Regions from separate parts of the Mus musculus genome. Here region 2 is linked to region 1. Evidence: chromatin loops called from intact Hi-C (ENCODE). Cell type or tissue: left cerebral cortex. All regions are shown on one strand. Each heading gives the region's core, and the rest is flanking DNA. Links, peaks and the distances in the headings are about the cores only.

Evidence for each region. Peaks named below come from ENCODE experiments on the same cell type or tissue, not always from the same donor. Only the 100,000 strongest peaks of a DNase experiment are listed, where the experiment ranks them.
Region 2: a loop joins it to region 1, with 2.7 times the contacts of the local background. A loop is called at or near these places in 2 of 42 quality-filtered maps.

What each region holds. Positions count from the first base shown.
Region 1 is chr14:112,225,768-112,233,677 of GRCm38, reverse strand. No RefSeq gene overlaps it. Among named protein-coding and RNA genes, the nearest start is that of Gm41243, 490 kb to the left of the region's middle. In left cerebral cortex, for the core only: no CTCF peak of the experiment used is centred there; a DNase peak (open chromatin) is centred at 3,037.
Region 2 is chr14:112,461,573-112,469,482 of GRCm38, reverse strand. No RefSeq gene overlaps it. Among named protein-coding and RNA genes, the nearest start is that of Gm41243, 260 kb to the left of the region's middle. In left cerebral cortex, for the core only: no CTCF peak of the experiment used is centred there; DNase peaks (open chromatin) are centred at 2,961, 3,276 and 4,206.

The DNA of each region.
Region 1 (7,910 bases), core at 1,067-6,066:
TCTTAATATTTGTTGTACAGATCTTAATTTTGTGATATCCCATTTAATTAGTTATTCTCATTTTCTGCACAACCAGTGTCAAAGATAGCATATTGGTTAAAAATAAGGTAACTTAAGGTAAATGTTGTTGCATGGTTCTATATCTGGGTGTGCCATTATATTACATTGATCAATGTTTCTCTGGATTTGCCAGTGTCATTCTGTCTTGATAATTATGACCTTGTAGTATAACTTAAAATTCGATAAAATGATCTCTTTCACGGTGCTCAGCATTGTGCATTCAGTATCACTTCCATTATTCTTGACCTTCTGGGCCTCAATGTAAACAATCATATTTCTTTTTTTTTTCTTTATCTCTGAATAATTGTATTAAAATTTTGATTGTGCTGCATTGAATATTTTATTTTTATTTTACAGTAACTAGATTATTTTCATATATTATACTGTAATTTCTGTGTCTTTGCTTCTGGGTTCCATTGCAATGAAGAGACACCATGACCATGGCAGCTATTAGAAAATAAAACACTAAATTGGGGCTGGTTTATGGTGTCAGAGTTTTAGATTTAGTCTATTATCATCATGGTGGGAAGCATTGCAGCATGCAGGCAGACCTAGTGCTAGAGGAGCCCAGAGTTCTACGTCTTTATTGGCAGGCAACAGAAGAATGTGTACACACTGTGTGTCTCTTGAGACCTCAAAGCCCACTCTCACAGTGATATACTTTCTCCAGCACAACCACACCTACTTCAACAAGACCATGCCTCCTAGTAGTGCCACTTCCTATGGTCCAAGCATTCAGACACATGAGTCTAGGGTAGTATACCTATTCAAACTAGCACACACTGTTTCCCCTCATCCTGCATCCTCCCATTTTCTCAGCACGTCCACTTCCATCAACTTCCATCCCTTCTCTGTCTCTTGTCAGTGATAAAATAAAAAAAAATTATAACAAGATAAAACAAAACCAATCAGAATAAGAAAAACAAACAAACAGAAGAAAATGGACCAGAAAAAATGCACAAGAAACACAGTAATAGATACAGAGACATAAACGTTTCTGTGTTTGCATTTACAGGAATACCATGAAAACGCAAAAATGGAAGCCAAAAAATATATACAAAGGAACTGCTGTTGTGTTAAAAAAGAAATAAAAAATGCCCTTACAGAACATTAAGAGATAAAGAACCTCCCAAGATACCACTGAGTTTGTTTTCTGTTCACTGTATACTTTTAGACATAGCACCTACCTTAAGAGTCATTTGTTTCCCCAATGCCACGCCCTGATATAAAATTAATATTTTCATTTGCAAATCAGGTATCAATTGGTTACTCGCCCAAGTTTGTACTACAATTGCACTAATAAATTTTGCAGGTTGGACACCCAGACCTTTTCTTCTTTGACCTGCTAGTCACCATTTTTGTCTTTCCCTTTTAAAACTGATTGCCATTAGAAACTGCCTAGCTTGATGTCCCATGTGTTGTCATTCAGCATTGCTTTCTTTGTATCTGACTTGTGCCTAATATTGAGTTTGTAGCATTGATCTATGCCAATGCTAGTAAATGTAGAATGCTACATTTAGTTAGGTGACAATATCCCTAGTACGACTATATTGTGAACACTCCATTATGCTAAAAGCTATATGGATTTTAACACTTTGCTTGAAAATAGCTTCTGTCCTTTGTGTCTTGTAAGGATTTCTCCATACGCTGTGATATTCAAATATGCATCTCATCATGATGAGATTTTCTTCTTGTAAGTGTATAAAAATTACAAGTAACATTGTTGAGAACTTCTCCTACATCCCTACATCTCCCAAGTATGCATGGGGTTTGGAGTAACAGATTTTCCATATGTTCAGTTTTCACAAGCAGTGCCCTAGTCATCTGAGAGTTTCAGCCACTCCCCAGGCTATTAAGACGTTAATATTGACAGATGGTTTTCCAACAAATTTTGCTTTAATTTCGTGCATAGAAATGTTTTAAAGGGAATTTCCTACTAACCAATTCTGAAAATTTTCCTGTGTATCAGAAAATTATTATTTCTATGTATAAACTCAATTGTTACTTTATAGAATTTAATATTCAAAATTCATATACACTTTGTATATAGAATAAATACTTCTGTGTGCTTTTTCCTTGCGTGGATAAGGTGGTCAAAAGATGAATTATAGCATTAATTTACTACACATATAGTCTCGCTCTTTATGCTTTGTAATAATTCAACTTTCTTAATTTCATTTCTCGGTAGACTTTTTCTTTTTTCCTTTTGAGAATGAGACTGAACTTTGAAAGAAAAGCAGAGCAAAAACATTTTACTGTGGTAGCACTACACCTGTTGCTCTGCAAACATGTTTTTTTAGTACAGTTTGCCCAGTAAGTTTTTATCAATAAACTACCTAAAGGGATTGCATTTTTCCAAGTTTTAGCTAACACCATTCCCAGCTTCATACTCCTTCAACAGCTGCTAGCTAATTATTTCATGCAGAGCAGAATATTCGCATGTGATGAGACCTGCAGTCTCCATAGGGCCACTGTTCGACAACATAGAATACATTATTTCAATCAAAGAAAGCCTTAGAACCTTTGTTAACAGAATTTGTGAAACTTTTGCCACTCGTCTTGTGCCTATGTGGTGTCTCCCCACTTCCCTAGTTTTATAATATCCCACTACTCTTTAGTGTTTTGGCGATTCTCTCAATGGCATAAAGGACTCTTAATCTGACGTTTATTGAGTGCAATTATTATTTTTTTAAATAGATTAAGGTTCCATTTCAGCACAAGGAGGATGGGAGCGAATGGTGCGTGTATGGAAAATAGGAATACTTACATACTTCTGATTTAAATGGAAATTTATCTAGTCACTATGGAAATCAGAATGGAGATTCCTTACTAAAGCAAAAATAGAGATACCATATGCCCCTGCTATGCTGCTTCTGGGCATGTGCCTTAAAAACTCATATTAGCATACCCTAGAGATACCTGCATATCCATATGAATTGTAGAAATATTCACAGCACTCATGTCGGATGATGTCGACTAACAGATGGATGAATAAAAAGGTGTAACATTACACTTGGATACAGCATACAAAGTGCAACTATGCTGGAAGCCTCCAACCTGCTGGCTACCATTCATGAAGGCAGAAGGTTTTATGTACACTGACTGGTAAAACAAAAACCTCAGAAATCAGTGCCTTGCTTAGCCTTCATCAGAAAAGTTTTCTCTTGTAGTTGGGAATTAATACTGAAATGCACAACTGGACTATGCACAGGGATTGTGAGATTTTTTTTTTTTGGAACACTCAGTCCTACATGATGTCTTCATCAAATCCCTCTCCTCATGGTTCATGGAATTCCAGTGCTGGGAAAGGGGATTAGGAAAGATTATAAGACATGAGGAAATTCTTCTGTCAGACTGTATGTTTTAGAAATAACTGCCTTAACAAGATCTGAACGATGATAATGCCAACACATATGCTAATGCAGAAGGGAAAATTTCATGATATCTCATGCCTAGCCAAAGAAATACAGGCATCTAATGAATGTTGAAAGAATTAGCTGCCCTCATGGCTGAGCTGTCTAAGTGGTCAATGTTGAAAGTATATACATACAAAAAATGACTCAGGTTTTATTTAACTATTCATACAACACATTGAACATGTATGTACACACAGGAAGTAGTCATTACTTTGTTGAAAAGAAATGGGTGGTCATGTGAAGGATTGGAGGGAGGGGACAGAGGAATGGTAGGAGGAAAAAATGAAGAGGTGAACGATGCAATTGTATTTTAATTATCTAGGACTATTAAGGGTGGTAAGGTGATTAAGGATCAAAAGGAAGGTTACTGCTTTGCATTAAAAAGATAGGAAAGGTACCATCAAGGCAAATGTCTAACCCGTTTCAACACTACTTTGATAGCAAAAAGCTGAAAGGGATTTCTGCTTCTAGAAAGAACTCACCAGTGATTGCTTATGGAAGTCGTGGATATGAGGGCTATCTGAAGAAGGCAGTTAAGTTTGGCAATGTCCGTGCGGATTGGAACATGAGAAAAACAAGACTGGAAGTCATTTTTCTTCTCCCACATGTAGCAGTCAGAGATTTTTTGTGAGGTGGCTTCAGGACAACATTGAATGAAACTGGGTCAGTAAAACTGAATCATTTTGAAATCCATCGATTACACATATTAACATTTATTTTTTTGTTTTTGTTTTTGTTTTTGTTTTTTGAGACAGGGTTTCTCTGTCCTGGAACTCACTTTGTAGATCAGTCTGGCCTCGAACTCAGAAATCCACCTGCCTCTGCCTCCCAAGTGCTGGGATTAAAGGCGCGCGCCACCACGCCCGGCTAGCATTTAATTTTTGAATCACCAATCGCATGCATGCCAGTGCTGCATTACAGAAAGCAACAAAAAGACTTTCAACTTTGGTTATTTTACCAAGAGTGGACCCAGGTTTGCATTCTCTACTTCTTTCATCTTTTGTGTCCTGTCCTCTGGCTCTTACGTGAGTCTGAATCTGTGTCCACCTAGAGGCTGTTCTGTGAACCTGTCATTGTGCCTGTATGTATGTCTATATAAGGGTCTGAACTGTGTTTACTGAGTAGCACAAAAATCAGTACATGAAAAAGGAATTAGGGATGCTCTATAGAAATCTTTAATGGAATTTTACATAGAGTTAAGTCACTGACTACAACCGACACAGATAGCAAATACCAAATACACACACACACACACACACACACACACACACATATATATATTTACATACTCAATTATAGCAGTGCTTTTTACTATCAGTGAATGACACATATGCATCTCTCTGAATAAGAGGCACGACAGGTTACATAACTTAAGGCTATACAGTAGCTCTGGCAGTAAAAGTTGATTAAATCAAACATGCAAGGTAACTAAGTTAGGTTGATATGTTGGTTTCTTAAAGGTAGAGTACACAAACAGGCTGTGGACACAATAGGATAGAAGTCTTAAGTTTAAAGTGACCTCATGATGTATTACCAAATCTTGAGGTGAGGTTATAAAAAAGGTAAGAAATATATTCATAATTTCACACCCCTATAGTTAAGACCCCACAATATTGGTTATGACAGAGCTGTGACACGTGTGACAAGGATAGATGCAGACAAGGAGCAGAAATAAGGCAAGAAAACGTATGCTGTTAGCAGAAAAGTTACCACATCGGTGTATGGTAAACTCTTCGGAATTGAAGTCCTACATAGTGAACATTAAGTCAGCGTTTTCCTTGTTCGAAATCCATCTTATTTCAGTCCAATGCTTCTCATCACTGCTCTCCTCGTTTAGAGTGGATTACATGTGTCCTGTCATTGCATTGCTGAGTTTTACTGTTTTTATTCTTTTATTTTGTTTTTGACAGTGATTGTTCTTAAGAGATTGCCTTATGAGCCTGATAAAGCTGTCTGCTGAAAGCCTCTGCCAGTGCCTGACAAATACAGAAGTGGATGCTCACAGCCATCCATTGGACAAATCAAAGGGTCCCCAATGAAAGAGCTAAAGAAAGAACCCAATGAGCTGAAGGGGTTTGCAGCCCCATAGGAGGAACAACAATATTAACTAACCAGTAACCCCAAAGCTCTCTGGGACTAAACCACCAATCAAAGAAAACACATGGTGGGACTCATGGCTCTAGCTGCATATGTAGCAGAGAATGGCCTAGTTGGTCATCAATGGGAGGAGAGGCCCTCAGTCCGGTGAAAGTTCTATGCCCCAGTGTAGGGGAATACCAGGGCCAGGAAGTGGGAGTGGGTGGGTTGGGGAGCAAGGGGAGAGGGGGAGGGAATAGAGGATTTTCAGAGGGGATAACATTTAAAATGTAAATAAAGAACACCAAAAAAAAAAAAAGAAAGAAAGAAAGAAAGAAAGAAAGAAAGAGAATAAAAGAATTATAATAAGTAAAGAAAAAAAAGAGATTTCCTTTATCTCAGAAATGTATTGAGCATTTATATACTACTAAAGTCTATGCAGACTTGAAGTTGAATTTTATGCATTCTGCCTCAAAGATAGCCCTGCATAAATGGGCTCCAGGAGTACAATATGGTTGTTTTTTTTTTTTTTTAGAAATGTCTTCTAAAGGATGCAAAATTTTAGTTCCCTTTGGCTATGGAAACTAGGAGACTCATCTCTGCTGGAGGAAGCATTTCACTAAGGGCTAGATTTGTGTTTCCTTCCTTCATGTATTCTGTGTGCAAATAAAATATGACCAGTTAGATTCTTGCTCATGACAATATGCTATGCTTTTCCTGTCATGATAGACTCTATAACTTTGAATCCATAAGCTTAAATAAATCATGTGTCCCTTAATTTGATTTGGTCATGTTTGTTTATCAAATCAATTGAAAAGTAATTAATATGATATTGGAGTTCTTAGCTCTATGTAGGGCATCCGGAACACCCACTTGGAACCCAGTAAACATTACACAAAATGGAGAGTAAATGTTATAAGAGAGGATAGAAATTCTACAAAAATACTGTCTTCTGGATATAAGGATATGATGTTATCAGTGCCATCTCTAACACAGAAGATATTGATATCTTAACAATACCTGTACACAGACACACAGAGGGAGAAAGACAGAGAGAGAAAGAGAGAGAGAGAGAGAGAGAGAGAGAGAGAGAGAGAATTTAATTAAGAGATGGGTTAGTCCAGAAGGAAAGGAAGGAAGGTGTATATCAGTGAGGAAAGTCATTATGTTTATATAATTTTGAATTATGTATTTTAGGATATTGTTAAATTTTTTAAAATATCAGGTAATTAAAAGAGAAAAATGAGGGACAATATAATATAGAGTTCCATCTGGTTCTAACTTAGTCATCTAGAATTTATTGTTCTAAGTAAAATTACACAGTAGCATAAATAGGCACTGTAAATGTTTCTCTTAAGAATGTCTGTATACAGATATACACAGTCTAAATAGATATTTGCTTTCTATGTCTCATGTAACACAACCTATATTAGCTATCACTGACTAAGTGTAAGAAATCTACACATTCATATATAAGTTATAGGATACTAAAAGCCTAAAATTTCCTCAAGAAAACATTGTCTTTTATTATGGAAAAACAAGTTGTTTTCAGTTGTCTAAGGGAAAGTTTTGTTATGTTAGTCAGTATTATGATATTGTTGCTGTTATTTGGAAATAATGCACAGCAAAGAGATGTGATTGGATATCTAATTCTCAAGGGATGGTGTTATGTTGAATAATTTTGTTGTCAACTGGACTTGATAGGAAATCAATTTCAAGTTAAGTTCTCGGCCATAGGTTGGGGTGGGGATTGAATGGTTCTTAGGGCAAGAATAACCATGCTCCATGTGGGCTGTAGGTTCTGCTAGCAGCCAGTACAAGGAGAAAAGGAAAGCAATACCTCCTTGCCTTCACTCTTTCCAGAATGTTCCCTACTCTATTGATTATATTGCTGCACTAACACTCCTCAGTAGCATCAGGATAATGATGCTTAGGGTTTCTAATGTGGATTGAAGATAAGAATATATACATGTAGGCTTTAGCCTTTTACAATAGATTTGGACTGCTGAGGGACCTATCCTCGTGGAGTGAGCTGCTACTAGTTTCTCATTTTCTCTTGAAAAAGACAGCCTTTATTGGATAACCCAGACAATATTCTGTAAGTGGATCTAATAAATCACCTTTCAATATTCATTTATTTAAGATATATTCTATGAATTTTCCATATTAAGAACCCTGACATATAACTTTAGAATGAAAACTAAATAAATCAATTAACTCCTCATTGACTGAACAGCATTCTTCTACTTACATTGTCAGAGACATCAGCAACAATGACTGCCAGCAGTACAACTAGGCTGAGGAAATCAGGAAGAGTTCCTTAAGAGAATTCTGCTGACAGTTTTAGGCCCTGGCATA
Region 2 (7,910 bases), core at 1,733-6,732, 240 kb before region 1:
ATATCATATATTAATCTACATCTATATCTATTTATTTACCTAATATTTATATTTATTTCCATATCTGTCTATATTCCTAAATACATCTTTCTCACTCAGTGTAGTCTTAATTGTATGTTTTCAGTAATGACCACTTGGTACTGTGTAATCAATTCATTTCCTCTTTTCTGAAGAAAACATTTTTTTCTGCTCTCAGTGTTCCTTACATACATGTTGCGTGTTTTTTGTGTGTTGTTCTTCAGAAGGCCTTGTGGACCTTTCTTTGTTTACTCTTGACATGGCTATTTGTTGTTATCCTGGTTGAGCACATATTTGGGTAGTCACATTTTAAAACTTCATGGGTAGAACTTCTGATATTGATAGGATAATCGTTATCATAGAAAACTTACTGTTACTCCTTTCACAATCCTTCCATCACCTATTCTGCATTGGCTGTTCTAACAGAAGAGAAGGTGCTTAAATGGCTTCAACCATGATCTTTAGATTTAGTTTTTCAAATACAAATTAAAATCATTCCTTACATTTTAAAGAGCTTTCTATAGTTATTCTGCCTACATCAATAGAGCCTTTGGTCTGGGAAATATCAGTGTGAAGTTTCGTGTTTGGTATACATCAAAGAAATCAAATCTAACTTCATCATTTCCAAGAGCCACCTTACCCTTCAAACCAGATCCCTTTGCTGCACATTTATTGTTACTTCATTTACAAAATAAATCTCTCAAACAAACTTGAGCAGTATGCCTCAAAGCTTGAAGGACTTTTTTTTCAGTTAAGAACACAATTATGAATAAGAGCTTGAAGCAAAATATGTGTGATGTTTGAAGTTACAAGTTGAATGATGTGTTGACACCATGAAAGATATCGAACATAGATGGTGGGATTTAATATATCAAAAGCAGTTCCCAAATGTATCAGAAAATCTTCAAGATTATTGCCATAGCTTGGCTCTCTAGTGTCCATCAAAAAAATTCTTATTTTGAAATCAGTTATTAGAATGCACTATATGTAAGTGAGAAGTTACAGGGGGATGGGGATCGACCTGACGGTTTTAAGGAGAGACTAGTGGCATCCTGTCCTTTATATCTCAACTTATTCTCTTAATATTTTTAATTATCATTTATGTTTATAATTGTCATTGATAGAAATACAATTTTGATAGAAAAATTTTAAATACCTTTACTACCTTAGCTATGCTTTTCAAGTAGAATGCTTTTTGGGGTTTTATCGATACAAGTTTTATGCAAGCATAGATCAAATGCATCCCTGATTTCTTAATTAATAACAGTATTTATTATTTTGATTGGATTTCCTATTCTCTGTTGTAGCTATGAAAAATGAGTCAGAAGAACTATCAAGTATATTACACATTATTTTATTCATAACTATTGTCAAACTCATATTTTATTCCTAAAATTTCTTCTTGTCTTTTTGTGTTAACCACCTAATATTGTTTTATAATTTATTTTTAAAATTTCATGTATCTGCAGTATTTACCCCATTTCCCCTTTTCTTTCTACAGCCCCTTCTCATGTTGCTTCCACAAACACATTCAGATTCAAGGTCTCTTTATGAATTCAGTGAGATGGTTTGTTGTTTGTACTTACATGTTTTAAAAATTAATAATGTGGTATCAGATAACCAGTTAGGTACTCATCAATGTGAAAACTAATTTTTGTTCTATTAGAAGTCATGTATTGTCTGTATTTCTTCAACCAGGGGTGGAACCCTGTGAGATTTCTCCATCCATGTTTTATTTCACCAGGTAGTGTCATTGTTTGGGTAGAGCTTAGGTAATCATATTATTGAGATTTCCAAAGTGTAGCTTTCTTGTCATATATACAAGTCAATCTTCAAGCAAAACTTCTATTACTCTAGCCTATGCAATCATTCCCCTACTCTTTTACCATGTGTCCTGAGCCTTATGTGCACAACTTTTGTTTTGTACTTAAAATTGGGGCTGATCAGTCCATTGTCTGTTGTGCTATGCATTTCTTAAATTTCTTTCTTTTTTTTCTTTTCTTTTCTTTTCTTTTCTTTTCTTTTCTTTTCTTTTCTGTCCTTTCCTTTCCTTCCCTTCCCTTTCTTTCTTTCTTTCTTTCTTTCTTTCTTTCTTTCTTTCTTTCTTTCTTTCTTCCTTCCTTCCTTCCTTCCTTCCTTCCTTTCTTTCTTTCTTTCTTTCTTTCTTTCCTTCTTTCTTTCTTCACTCCAGATTTTATTCCACCCCCAGTCCACCTTCTGACTGTTTCACATCCTATACATCCTTCCACCCCACTTTTTCCTGTTGAAGGGCTTTAATGACAATTATTCAGCTGTTGTTTACAAAAAATAAAAGTGACTTCTCTAGGGATATTTTGAAATGCTGGTCATTGTTATAATTATTCATAAGCATCACAACTGTGTAGGACTATTGATTGTTTCCATTGGGAGCATTAATAACGCTGTTCTGTGCTATAACATGTAGTATTCAGAGCAGAAGCTTTGGGTCAAATGTCCAGGAAACCTCTTAGAGCTATGACCAAAGTGCCCAGTGACTTCAGTAGTTAGGACTTAAGTTTCATATGTTTTACATTTGTCTCTTGAGAAGCTTTTCCCTAATTTTCTAGATTTTTTTTTGACCCAGAGGTTAATACTGAAAGGAAATCATTGTCAGTTTTATTTCCAGGTCTGTCCAATTGGTCTCAATTTCCATGAAAATTTACCATAGTCATGATTTGCAATGCTAAGAAGTATGCACATTGTCTTATGTCAGGTTGTGTGTCACAATACTAATGTAATTCTGAAATCCTCAATAAAACTGACTGCCTTCCTTGGTTTAAAGTAATGTTTATTTATGATACCTAACCCAACTGAAGTGCAACATTTAAAATATGTACATACATATGTACTTGTCATATGAAAAATTTGCATTAAGAATAAACTGGCATTTTCAAATTTGGGAAAAGATTTTTGACAATTGTGGGAGGTTTTGGCAAGATGGAGCAGTTGACAGCTGGAGAAAGACTGTAATTAGAAGGCTGCAAGAATATCTAGGTATAAAGAGGGAACTTAGCTCTAGAAGAAAGGACTTTCTGGAATGCATGTTACTTAATTTTGTTAAATTGCTCATTAGTTATGACCTGAGGATGTTTTAACAAAGTAATAATTAATTCAGAATTTGGCTTGAGGTATTTTTCCTATCAACTAACAATGCTGCCCATTGGATCAGAGAAATGTGATTTCAAATAATCACTTTTATCCAAATCCAGTTCTGTCTATGGAGTCCACTCAAATCCCAAGTCATCCTTAGTCACCATCTGCCAGTAAGAAGGATGACAAACCAATCATGATTACAGCGAAAGTGCATGTGAGAAGTAGGTGGTTTTCTTGGAAACGAATGGATGAATAGTTGGAAAAACACCAGGATATCTTGCAATGATTAATGATAACGTAATTCTTGTGATTTTTGGTCTTGGGCTCCCAACTTACTGGTTACATTCCACAGAACATAGAATCAATAGTCTACTCTCCCGAACAGGTGCACAACCAGAGAGAATGATCTCTCTGGAGAAAAGCCAAGCTCCCAAAAGAAAGAAAATTGAGATAGAAGGAGAACTTGTCGAGATTTATTGATGACCAAAAGCAAAATTTGTACAAGCAAGTGCTGATTCCATAAGAATTACAAAATCAACAGTCTGTGATGCTGGCAGGGAACAAAAGGCTCACTACTATGTTGCATGCTAACTTCTCTTCCTATATCAAGCAAGACTTTTAGTCAGCAAAATATTTTAAAAAATACAAATTACAGCAAAACAATGTGAAAATATATATTCTGAATCCATGAGCAATGTCAAATGCAGGGAACTTATAACAAAATACATTTACTAAAATATAAACACATATCCAGGGAAGTGAACCCAATGTGAAATTTCAGATCTAGTGATGACACTAGATTATCATAAATAAACTGAAGATAATGATGCTCAAGGAGCTGACAGCGTATGTCAACAGAATCAGGCAGTATACAATGTGAAGCAATGAAATGTCTGCAAAAACTATGACAATATATCAGTGCTACCCAAACAAAAACAAGAAAGAACAATTTATTCAAAGACAGCTATAGCAAAAGATACAGCTACTATCATTTGTCTCTTGGCAGAGCCTCAAAGGAAAACAGAAAAGTTGTGAAGCCTTATGGCATCAACACAGAGGCTACAAATATGCCTTGCTTGGGAAGTTCTGGCATAGGAAAGCTGTGGGTGTGCCATCAAAGGGAAATGAATCTTTTGTGATGACTTAGATACATAGTTCTTTTTCCTGTTAGGACAAAATACCCTACAAAAGCAATAGAAACAAAATGGGTTTTACTTTAACTCACAGTTCCAGGATACAGTGTAGCAGCTTAACACAGCCCTGAAAATAACATTCAGAGTCAGAAAGCAAAGGGTACTAGGAGTTGTTGTTCTGTTGGCTTTCTCATTTCCTTCCAGTGGACTGCATATCCAATGCATGGAATGTTCACAACTACATTTAAGTTGTTTCTTCTCACTTCACAAACTATGTAGAAATGCCCAGACACAAACATGCAGAGAAGATTCTGTTCATGGTATTTCTGTATCTTCTCAGATTGACAGGAACCACCAGCACTAATGTATATGGATTTTTTTCAAGGTGTTAAGCAGTTCAAAAATTAGTGAAGTTTGAAGTTACAGTCCAATTCTTGTCCCATGAGGCTGTCTGCTAACTAAACATTTTGGTTCAACTTCTGAGTAAGCTGAGTGAGATGATAGCTTGACTCCATGGAATATTTACTATTAAGACTAAATTTGTGAATATTATTGAAAAATTTGTCCTGGAATTTAATTTTGATCTATGTTCTAACAGTTGTCAAACTGACCATTCCCTTCTCAATTTAAATCTCACCACAAAATATTTAATGTGTAATGATTGTTCTGATTGCCAATCCTTCATACAGGCACTAGTATTTCTATTATTCTATACTAGTCGTGCTCAACCTGAGACTCATGGCACCATAGGATGGAATGAGCCTTTCACAGTGTTGCTAACACCATCATAAAACACATATATTTACAGTATAATTTATAACAGTAGTAATACTATAGTTATAGAGTAGTTACAAAAATAATTTTATGGTTGAGGACAACATAACATGAAGAAATATATTAAAGGTTGACAACACAACACCACACACAAGGAATCAGAAGACTAGAAAATGTAAACTGTCCAGTCAATGTTACTCCGCTAAAAAACAATGAGAGTATGATTTAAGTATGCCAAGTATAGACAATGCTGACCAAAAGATCTTTTTAATGTGTCATTGGGAGTACTTATAAAGGTTGGAAGTAGCCTGTATGCATAGATGGGAATTGACCACAGGAAATTTAACAAATACAATTGAAGAATTTAAATTTGGAATTTCAATTGCTTTAAGTGATTTGCATATAAACTCAAATCGTCATGTGGAAGTTTATGTTTATGAATGAAACTCAGTTCTCCAAAGCTCAGTCTGAGTATGGGTTTTAAGTAAATAAAAATATTTAGAAACTAACATTACTTGGATATTTAAAAATATGTGGAGAAATTTGGGATGATTTAGAATGCTTTATTATATTATACTTATTTACATATTATATATCCACTATGCATAAAATATCAAGATTCCTATACATAAAAAAGTATGTTATAGTCAACTAATTTCATACTTGTAAATGTCATATTGTAAAATGTTATGTACAATAAATAAAATAGGAGATATTTTATATCAGATGTAGAACATCTAACAAGAAAAGATGCAAAGACACTATTAATAAGCAAGAAAGCAAGAAAGAAGGAAGGAAAGAAAGAAAGATTGATTTTGCTGTTTCATGATGGAGCCTGCCTTTCATCCCATCACTGCAGAAGGTAGAGGCAAAAAGTCTCTGTGTGTTTAAGAACAGCCTAATCTTCTCAGTGAGTGCATACCATGTGTGTTCTTTTGTGATTGGGTTACCTCACTCAGGATGATAACCTCCAGATCCATCCATTTGCAGAGGCTCAGAATATGCCAGATATAATTCCCAAAACACATGAAACTCAAGAATAAGGAAGACCAAAGTGTGAATACTTCGATCCTTCTTAGACGGAGAAACAAAATACCCATGGAAGGAGTTACAGAGACCAAGTGTGGAGCAGAGACTGAAGGAATGACCATCCAGAGACTGCCCCACCTGGGTATCTATCCCATAAACAACCACCAAACCCAGACACTATTGTGGATGCCAACAAGAGCTTGCTGACAGGAACCAGATATAGCTGTCTCCTGAGAGGCTCTCCCAGTGCCTGACAAATACAGAAGTGGATACTCACAGTCATTCATTAGACAGAACACAGGGTCCCCAATGAAGGAGCTACAGAAAGTACCCAGGAAGCTGAAGGGGTCAGCAGCCCTATAGGTGGAACAACAATATGAACTAACCAGTACCCCCAGAGCTCCCTATGACTAAACCACCAACCAAAGAAAACACATGGTGGGACTCATGTCTCTAGCTGCATATGGAGCAGAGAATGGCCTATTTGGTCATCAATGGGAGGAGAGGCCCTTGGTCCTCTGAAGGATCTATGCTCTAGTACAGGGGAATGCCTGGGCCAGGAAGCAGGAGTGGGTGGGTTGGTGAGCAGGAGGAGGGGGGGGGAATAAGGTGTTTTCTGAGAGGAAACCAGGAAAGGGGATAACATTTAAAATGTAAATAAAGGAAATATCTAATGTAAAAACCAAACCAAACCAACCAACCAACCAACAAACAAATGAACAGTCTAATCTAAAGAACAAGTTTCAGGCCATCCAGAGCTACACAGTAAGATCATCTTTCAACATAAACAATTAGATGAAATTAACCAAAAACAAAAACAACAACAGCAACAAAAAACTAAAGAATGATTACCAATGAGAGATTAAGCAAATACTTAAATCCCAATGATATTTCTAGAGCATAGTTCTGTAGTCTTTCAAGGGAACAAATGTCCCTGCCTGCATGATGGTTAGTGTTAATTTTCCACTGAAGTATGTAGAATTGGAATTTGAGGCATGGCCATGAGAGATTACGAAGATTGCATTAACTGAGGTGGAATAACTACCCTACTGGGATCGCAGTATTCCCATTGTAATGGTGGGTGGGATTACAGAGTGAGACAGAGAAACTAAACTAGTTAGGCATGCCTTTATTCATTGTTCTCTGCAGCTTTCCTGAAGATGTTATGTGGCTAATGCTTCAGACTCCTGCCTTTGAGCTCCTCCTACAGTGAACTGTGAGGCAAAATATTGCGTAACACTTAAATGGCATTTGTGGCAATGTTTTATTAAGGAAGTAGACAGAGAGCAAGGCAATACATGAGGATATCTTCTGTGATGTCTGCTCCAGGCTTCGTCATGAGAAAGCTATGTATATTTAGTCATTTTTAAAAAATGAGTTTATGTAGTCCACTCATTACGTATAACATTTCAGTGAAACGAACACTAATATTCTTTAAAGTGCCTACCGTGTGCTTTTTGTGACACACCACATTTCAGGTTCTGAGTCGTCAACATTCATTTTCCCAACAAAGGTTTTCAGCACACAAAACATATCAGAATACATAAAACAAGAGTGTAAATAATGGAATGTTCTGAACTTATTATATCTGAATATTATCTCTACAAAGTTAATACTGTATTCAAGTACTCAAACCTAAGTTGTTTTTAATAAAATATATAATATCTTATAAATAGAATATACAATATCTTATAATAGAAAGAGGTTAGGCTTATCTTCCTTTCAGTGTATTTTGCTTAAATATTTTCTAAATATAGCCAGGTGTGCATTACTTAAAGGATAATACTGCTTGTTCATACCAAAAAGAAGAATAATCATATTATTTATTTATTTCACAAGAGGTAA